2 separate regions of the Homo sapiens genome follow, and region 1 is linked to region 2. The links are chromatin loops, found by intact Hi-C in ENCODE. Cell type or tissue: B cell. All regions are shown on one strand.

Region 1 (4,000 bases), 64 kb after region 2:
CTTTAGGCCTTTGTGTCACAGGAATGGGTTTCAAATCCACCCCAGCCATCAGTCACTGACACATGGTGGAAAGAATGTTAAAGATGAAGAAATAGTTTCCTAGAATAAAGTTACAGCAGTCTGTGCATCCTTCTGCAGCTAATAACTGGGGCGTCAATTTCCTTTGAAATTCATGGCCCTAAATAATCAGCTTCTTAATGGAAGGTACAAAAGACTTAGTGCTATAATTTATGATGCTGATCCTCATCTACAATTAGATTTCACAGACCAGGAACTTGAGATATAAAAAACCACTAACACAACATCTTTGCCAATATAGAAAATTACTAGTATGTTCATATCTTTACAATATCTATTTCTTATTAAAACGAAAAATGCAATAGGCCATCTTCCATCTATAATAAGTTTGATAAGATCACCGTATTTAAAAATCTATATTTAAGGCAATGAGATAAAGATCTGCTTACCCCTCCTTCAGGTCATTAATGGGAAGTGGCACCCTGCCACCCCTGTCTAGGGCCGATGTGATGTTTATGGCGTTCAGGCGCTCTGGCTGCCACACATTTTTCACTGCGCCAAGAAAGTCTCCAAGAACCTCACTGGCCAACATTTCTTCTACATTCATATTCTTAATGAAGAATTCTGCTTGATATGGCAACGGGAAGTCTAATTTTGGTGAAAAAGGGCATGCATATCTTTAATGAAGTAGTCTTTTAAAAAGGAAACAAAAGAACAATTTGCGATTTGTTGAGTTCTGTCATAATCCTGGCAGCAGGAAGCAATATTAATACTGACTTTAAAGGCTTTCTGTTTAACAGAGGATGTATCTAAAAACATAACTGACATTAGAAACAGAACTTTATCTACAATATAATAAAATCCAAGGCTCATCAGAGGCTCATCAGGGCAATTTATAGTTATAGAATTTGGCAAAACAACTAAGAAAAGCTAAATCTACATTTTAAATTTATAATATTACTGATCTTTTGGGGAGCATGCTAAAATATTACTTTTTCTGAAATAAAAATCAATTATATGTCCAAAAGGAATTCTAAAAACCAGAACAATTCCACAGTTTTTAATCACACTATAATTAAATATTCTAGAAAAATTATAAAGTTCTCATGGAATTCCACTTCACATTGTTGGAGATTTAGTGTTTTTTCCTCCTCAATGTGTCATCAAAATTTCCCTCTAAATATTTCATGATTAACATCTTAAAACAACCCCATGTCAAATTCAGCCTTTCAATATGAGAAACTGTAAGTAAATATAATTTGTTACTCAAATGCTACTCTTCAATTACAAATCATCACTCTCTATATTCTAATTGTTCTCTTACGATAAATAATAGCTTTCTGTTTATTTAATAATATTTCTGTAAGAATAAAGGTTAATTTTTTAAATGTATGTACTGTGAGGCAGGCCAAGCTAGGGGACTTAGGTGAATTAGAACATTTAATTCTCACAACAAGAGGGTGTGTAGCTGCTTGTGTTTTTCATTGTACTTTCATACGTGAAAGCTTATCTTTAGAGAGGTCCAGAAGCTTATCTCATAATGTGAACTTACCTTGTACGACTTTTATCTATGCTAAAAGAGACTGCATATATAAGGTGCTCAGCAGAGCTCCCAAAACATAGTAGGAGCCTATAAAATATTAAATGTTAGCTCTAATTATAATAATATGAAAAGGTTGATTATCTGAATTTTTACTTTAAAAAGACAAGAAAATGTTTCTAGGTGCTACACAGATTTAAAGTCCCCAGTAGTAATTACACTATGTATATCCTCTCATTTATTTCAATAAAATTCATGTATCTGTAAGATATTCCACTTTTATTTAATGAACAAAAAATAAAAATTACATTAAGTACCTAAAATCTTGGTTAACTTATTTCTTATGAAGCATCCTATTAAAGGACATTTGATGCCTGAGATGAAGTCAAAGAAGAAACTAACGCTTCAGAATTTTCAACAGAGTTTTCTAGAGTGTGGTCATCACTTTTTAAAGATTTAGTTTTTCAAAGCCCTAATCATAGAAAGTTCTTTGCTTATCTCCTATATTGTCACTTGTTCTGCTTACAATTTTGTTAGATTTCCTTAATGTATAGCCCATCTGCAATTTAAAATATATTTATTCTCATATATGCAAATAAATTTCGTTTTATAGACATATTTCCTGTTTTATACAGATAAATAGCTTAATCATGCTACATTTATCTGCATACCTAGAAATAGTCATGCAGAAATGTGTTATGAGAAAGTTTCTTGGCAATAAATAATAAAATATTTATAAATAATACAAATACAGCTTTTGAATATGCCAGAAGTCTAAAATCTATTCATTTCATTCAATGTTTTTACATCCAGTTTTCTTAAAAAGTATCTAAAACTTTTTTCTTATGATCAGTGCTACTTTTTGGAGAATTATTATCTGGCTTTTCCTGTTCCACGTGACCCAGCTTCATGGCTCCTTTTCTGAGACCTGCTGCAAAGCCTGTGGTTGCCACCACACCCCTCAGAGGCTTTGAGCTGGGCAGCTGCCTGCTATCTACCCATCCAAGAGCTGCTGCCAGGCCTCCCAGAGATGAGTCACAGCAGCTTTCTAACTCTGGGGAAATCCCATGCCTGCTATATTTGGAAATCACAGAGGCCAAGAGAACAGTAGGCCAACAGATTGGTGGCAGGCCTCTGAGGCACTAAACCCAATTTAGAGAATCACTTTATGTACTCTCCTTGAGCTTCATGCGGTGTGAGTCTACATGACTAATTTCCCATTAGATCTCTCAGAACAGGAGACAGCTGGGCAGGGAGTTGGACAGAGCATGATTACCCTGATATATAACTTTTGTTATTTCTTTTCCTAAATCTAATCTGGGATAAATAACATGAGTGTAGGCCATGCTCAAACATGTACATCCTACTGCACATATACATTTCTGTCTAGACCAGCAAGGACAAATGCATGGACTTTAGTGCAGTGGTTCAAATAGGTTTGGGCCACTAACCCTACACAAAAAGCAGAGGAACAAGCACTGCCTGGAGTAAAGGTGGAGGCTTCTAAAACCTGTCTACTACTCCTTCTCACTAGCACACCTTCCAAACCCGTTATTTAGACAAAGAGCCCTGCTGCCAATTTTCAATCCTACAGTTGTCTAGCAGTCTTCCATTAGTATCTACTTGACCACAGGTCCTCATACGTCAACAACAACATCTATTGAGATGCCTTGAGTAATCTGTATCTACAGCACTGAGACTAGATTTGAGAAGGAAGAAGTTCAAACTATAGAACAAGCTTTCAATTTGTAGGGACTCTCACACCTGACAGAGTTTCGAGTCCCTTTGAGAGCATAATGGTGAGGTGAGATGGTCCAAGGCCACTGTAGTATAACTTTATAACTGTAATGATGAATTCCTAAGGAGGAAGGAAACTTTTCAATTATTCTGCTCATTAAGTGTATTCCAATTCTACAGGGCCAGCTTAGACAGCATGTAAGCATCCAATCACCACTGTAGTCAAGAACAAAAATCTCCCTGATCCAAACATAAATACCTACCAAAAGCCTTTGGGGAGTGGCAGAGTGGACAGGGAGTCTTCAGTCCAGGCCCACAGAACTGGCACTTGGACTTGCTTTTCATATATGAAGGTCATTTTAAATTTTAAACTTGCACATTTGTTGTCTACAATTGATACCGGTAAACACCTGGGGGAAAACATTCACTTAAGGGGGTTTAAGTGTTCAAGCAATCTCTCCATACACGTTTAATTTTACAGAAATTCCTTCTTTCATATCGTGTAAAAGTAATTTTTAACCCAGCCTTGACTGCATTATCATTAATGCTAAATTAGTAGGTTCTGATAAAATGTTTGGTGTTTGCTCATTTGTTTTTAGTTGCACTAGTAAATAGAAGCAAAAATTCCCCTATCAAGAATGCACAATTGTTTTCTTGTTTTTAGAGGGAAAAAATTCTGGATCAGTTTCCCTCCTGTCATTCTCA
Region 2 (4,000 bases):
ATATGATTTTGTGAAGTGTTGCTACATAAATATGATAGCAACTTTTTCTACACAAAGGGCCTTAGGCAAATCTGTAATTTTTCCAGTATACATAAAATTGTTCAGCCATGTACTACTTAAAATGTTCATTGGTATGCAGCATACCGACCATGTGTTGAGAAATCCAGTTTGGGTAGACTTTAGAACAAAAATAACTTTCTAATACTTTTAGAATATAAAAAGACTGTTGTATATGTGTCAAGTTCACAAACATAAAGAATAAGGTTATCATTTAAAAGAAAGCTTTATACAAAATACTTTTCAATAAAGAGATTATTAATATTTGCTTTTGTGCTTTTTCTTTAGATTTTAGCCTTCATCCTAATAAGAAACATCCCTGGATATGCCCGTTCAGTTTACAGTTCATTTTTTGCTTGGTTTGGAAAAATTTCATTAGAGGTTGGTACATTAATATTTTGCTTATCTTACACAGCCAGGTGTTTCATGTTTGTGTATGTACGTGTGTGTGTGTAAATATCACACATATATGTGAGTATGAAAATCGGACGTACTTTTTTCTAAACTGAAGCTATTATGGAATTACAGGGAAAAGACTTAGAACTTTCAACAATACTAAAGTATTTTGGAATGTTTTTAAGCCTTATTTTTAAATGACTAGATATAGATTACTTGCAAAATATTATTTACGTTGTCTTGAGCTTTCAAGCACAACCAAGATGCTGAGACCAAGAGAGAAAAATATTAGACCAGGTATATAAATGAAATCAAACTGAGGGGATTTTGATTTTTTGTTCATCTCCATAATTAAATATATTACTGGAATTCAGTTTATTGATGCATACCATAATAAAATTTACCCTTATTATGATTGGAAATTGTGGGAGAAAGTATAAACTCATTACATTTTGTGTAAGATACATAATATGAAATTATCTACAAAATCAGTTTGAACAGTAGGTTTTAAAATGTATTCTGAGTAGTCTAAGCTTTATTATTTGAAATAGAATGTTTTAAAACAATTTATATTGTAATAACAACATATATTTTAGAGTTTTTAGAGTATAGGATTTATTAAATTGTCTCTTAAAATAGGGAAAATAAATTCCTCTTTGAGTTCTTGAATAATTGTTCTATTATTTTCTTTGGTCTCATTTATAAGAGAGATTGTATTAGCAGTTGGAGTTCTAAGGAGTAGACTGCAGTGGACTTTTCAGGGCCAGTAGTGAGACAGAATAAAATGGTTTTAGGAAAGCCTTCTAATGTTATTATGCAACCAAATTGTTTAAATTAGGGAAAACTGTAATTTATTCATGGACCCTCTATAAATATCTGACTTAAATATTTTTTCTCCTAGCTATTTATTTGCCAGTATCACATATGGCTGGCAGCGGACACAAGGGGTATCTTGGTACTGATACCTGGAAACCCTATGCTCAACATCATTGTCAGCACTTTCATATTTGTTTGTGTGGCACATGAAATTTCTCAGATCACTAATGATCTTGCACAGATTATTATTCCTAAAGATAACTCATCTCTCTTGAAAAGGTTGGCATGTATAGCTGCATTTTTTTGTGGACTCCTCATCTTATCATCCATTCAAGATAAATCAAAACATTAGGTTCCAAAAATTCTAAAAAACCTAAACTCTTCAGGCTACCTTTGTGTGTCTCTAGAAGAGAAAAGCATCTATCTGGAGATATAAATGTGTATGTAAATATAAACGTTTGTGGCAAGAGGACAGTTCTGTGACATCTGTTGAACATATGTGGTTGTATATATTGGAAATGTACATATCCAATATGAAATACTAAAACAAACAAACAAACAAAAAACCAGAATGCATTGTATAGGATTGCATGTGAAGTCTTTTCTACTGAATCTATATTTCCATTTGTAAGTGATTTTAAGTTAACATATGAAGGCAGGGAAATGATTACCTTTCCAGTAAAAAGTATAGATAATTTAATTAACTTAGTGACACCACCAAGTGTTTTGATATAACTAAATTTGTGGTAATAAGACTGTCTGCACCTGTATTCATTGTGGAACTTCCTCTTTCATTGGAAACTTTCTTACTCAAGAATGACGGCAGTATTGTTTTCTTATATGTGCAATGAAGTGGAATGATAAACAGTATGCCTTTAATTTATATGTGTTCTTGTTCTGATGTTGTTTCCTGAAATGATTTTTCTTCCTAACTGTGGTTTTCGGGTATGCAAGCCTAAATCTTTGTACACTTTGTCTCACAGAATAGTTCTGAGGCTCCATGACAGGGTTTTGTCATTGTTGATGTTATTGTTGCTTCGTTTTATAAAAAAGCCAAAATTTTTTTTCCAATCCAAACGTTCACCTGTTTCCTTTCCTCAAGCTATACCAGTGTAATACCAGTTACCCTGTGGATCCATTTAATATGTTATCCCCACTAATTAATTTTCGTATATTATTTCCAATATTTGGAAAGCTCTTTATAGCCATTTGGTATTTCCTATTACCCACCTCCTATTTTAAATATTTATCAGTCTAAACTTGTGCAGTGTAGTAAACATGCAAGTTGTTACGATTGAGCTGTATTACCATAAGTAGAATTTTAAGTAAACTGGTGAATTTGGGCAATAAATGTTTTTGCTTTTTGTTTGATTTTTTTTTACAAGCTAACTGTTAGAGGTATACATTTATTTATCTGTTGTACAGATTTGATTATGATTTTAATGTTTGAAAGATTGCACTTGTTTGCTTTTACTATATGTGGGGTAAAATATATTTTCTGTTCACAGTATATGAAAATATGGAGTAATTTAAACAGTAAATAAACATTCTGTGGATGCTTATTTTTGTATTGGCAAAGTATCAATTAAACTATATGTGTTCTTTTTCAAAAATGCTGGATCCATTCATGATTGGTTCAAATATCTAATTATTTCCTCAACTTAAATTTGCTTTTTAAATTGCTTAATATGTAGGGGTAGGTTACCAAATGATAGTTGGATAAGGAATCATTTAGTTATCAGAGCTTCAGAGGGTCATCTGCTTTCCACCAAGGAAGTTTAAGCATTATGGTTCATTAGTGATTTTGCTTGAAGATTTTAAAAATGTACTTATTATTTATTTAGCACTGGATTTATGTGCTACTGATATACCTCCATTAATAGAGGAATATTTCTTGGACAGAGATGTGTGTTCTTTCCTTTTCTCTCTTCTTTTGCCCTTACTTAATCTTTTGACATTTCCCAGATAGACAATTGTAATGATTCATTGCTCTGCCTCCTAGACTGCAGCCTTATAAGTAGAGAATAGTATAGTTATAAATCAAAAACTTCCAAGTACTGTGATCACATTATTCTTGTTCATGTAGCTTGCCAATGAGTAGAGTGCATTTTAATTTAGCTTGTAAGTTTTATCACCTGAAAAAGATTCTTCTTGATGAAACAATTGAAAAAGAAAGATGACCAGTCTCCCTGTGTATTTTGGAAGCACTTATGTCTTCAGTAGGGATGCCGCAGTGAATATATGCTTTTCTCTCCTATTTGAACTGAAGCCTAAAACTTACCTGGTGAGCCCTGTTTCTTCATCACTTGTTCTTATTTAATATAAAGCACTATTTTTTACATATAATTATATAATAATCTGTATAATTTAAAAATAATTTATTTGTAGTTAAAAATATTTTTTATATTTGATTTTCTTAATTAGTCTTAAAAGGTTATTGTGGAAGTTGCCACAATGATAGCACCTATATATACGGTAAATGTCTTAATATTTTATTTTCTGCATCGACTCAGATACTGACCATTTGCATTACTCAATCATACCATTCTTTAGAATAAGATTTTTAACAGGATGTTTAGATATGCTAAAGTTGAGATAAAACCACAGAGGTTCTCTAAATTCAGATTTTTCTGTAATAGAAATCACAGTCAGAAATCTACCATCTGGCTTTAAAAGGTACTTGCTTGACTGAATTCTACCTCAATCGTTCCTCCTTTCCTTTGCCAAAACT

The links. Peaks named below come from ENCODE experiments on the same cell type or tissue, not always from the same donor. Only the 100,000 strongest peaks of a DNase experiment are listed, where the experiment ranks them.
Region 1: it touches region 2 in a loop (11-fold over the local background); 1 of 110 quality-filtered maps calls a loop at or near these places.

The regions. Positions count from the first base shown.
Region 1 is chr7:94,618,291-94,622,290 of GRCh38, forward strand. SGCE (sarcoglycan epsilon) reads right to left here. Exons shown (of 11, transcript NM_003919.3): 5 at 468-666. It also overlaps a transcript of CASD1 not described here. Among named protein-coding and RNA genes, the nearest start is that of SGCE, 36 kb to the right of the region's middle. RefSeq lists enhancers at 2,381-2,430, 2,471-2,790. In B cell, no CTCF peak of the experiment used is centred here; no DNase peak of the experiment used is centred here.
Region 2 is chr7:94,554,138-94,558,137 of GRCh38, forward strand. CASD1 (CAS1 domain sialic acid O acetyltransferase 1) reads left to right here. Exons shown (of 18, transcript NM_022900.5): 17 at 346-438; 18 at 1,355-2,882. The coding sequence ends at 1,621. The region is part of intron 1 of LOC105375404 (a long non-coding RNA gene); the gene reads right to left. Among named protein-coding and RNA genes, the nearest start is that of CASD1, 46 kb to the left of the region's middle. RefSeq lists an enhancer at 1,973-2,022. In B cell, no CTCF peak of the experiment used is centred here; a DNase peak (open chromatin) is centred at 2,104; H3K4me3 peaks cover 1,286 bases; H3K27ac peaks cover 1,011 bases.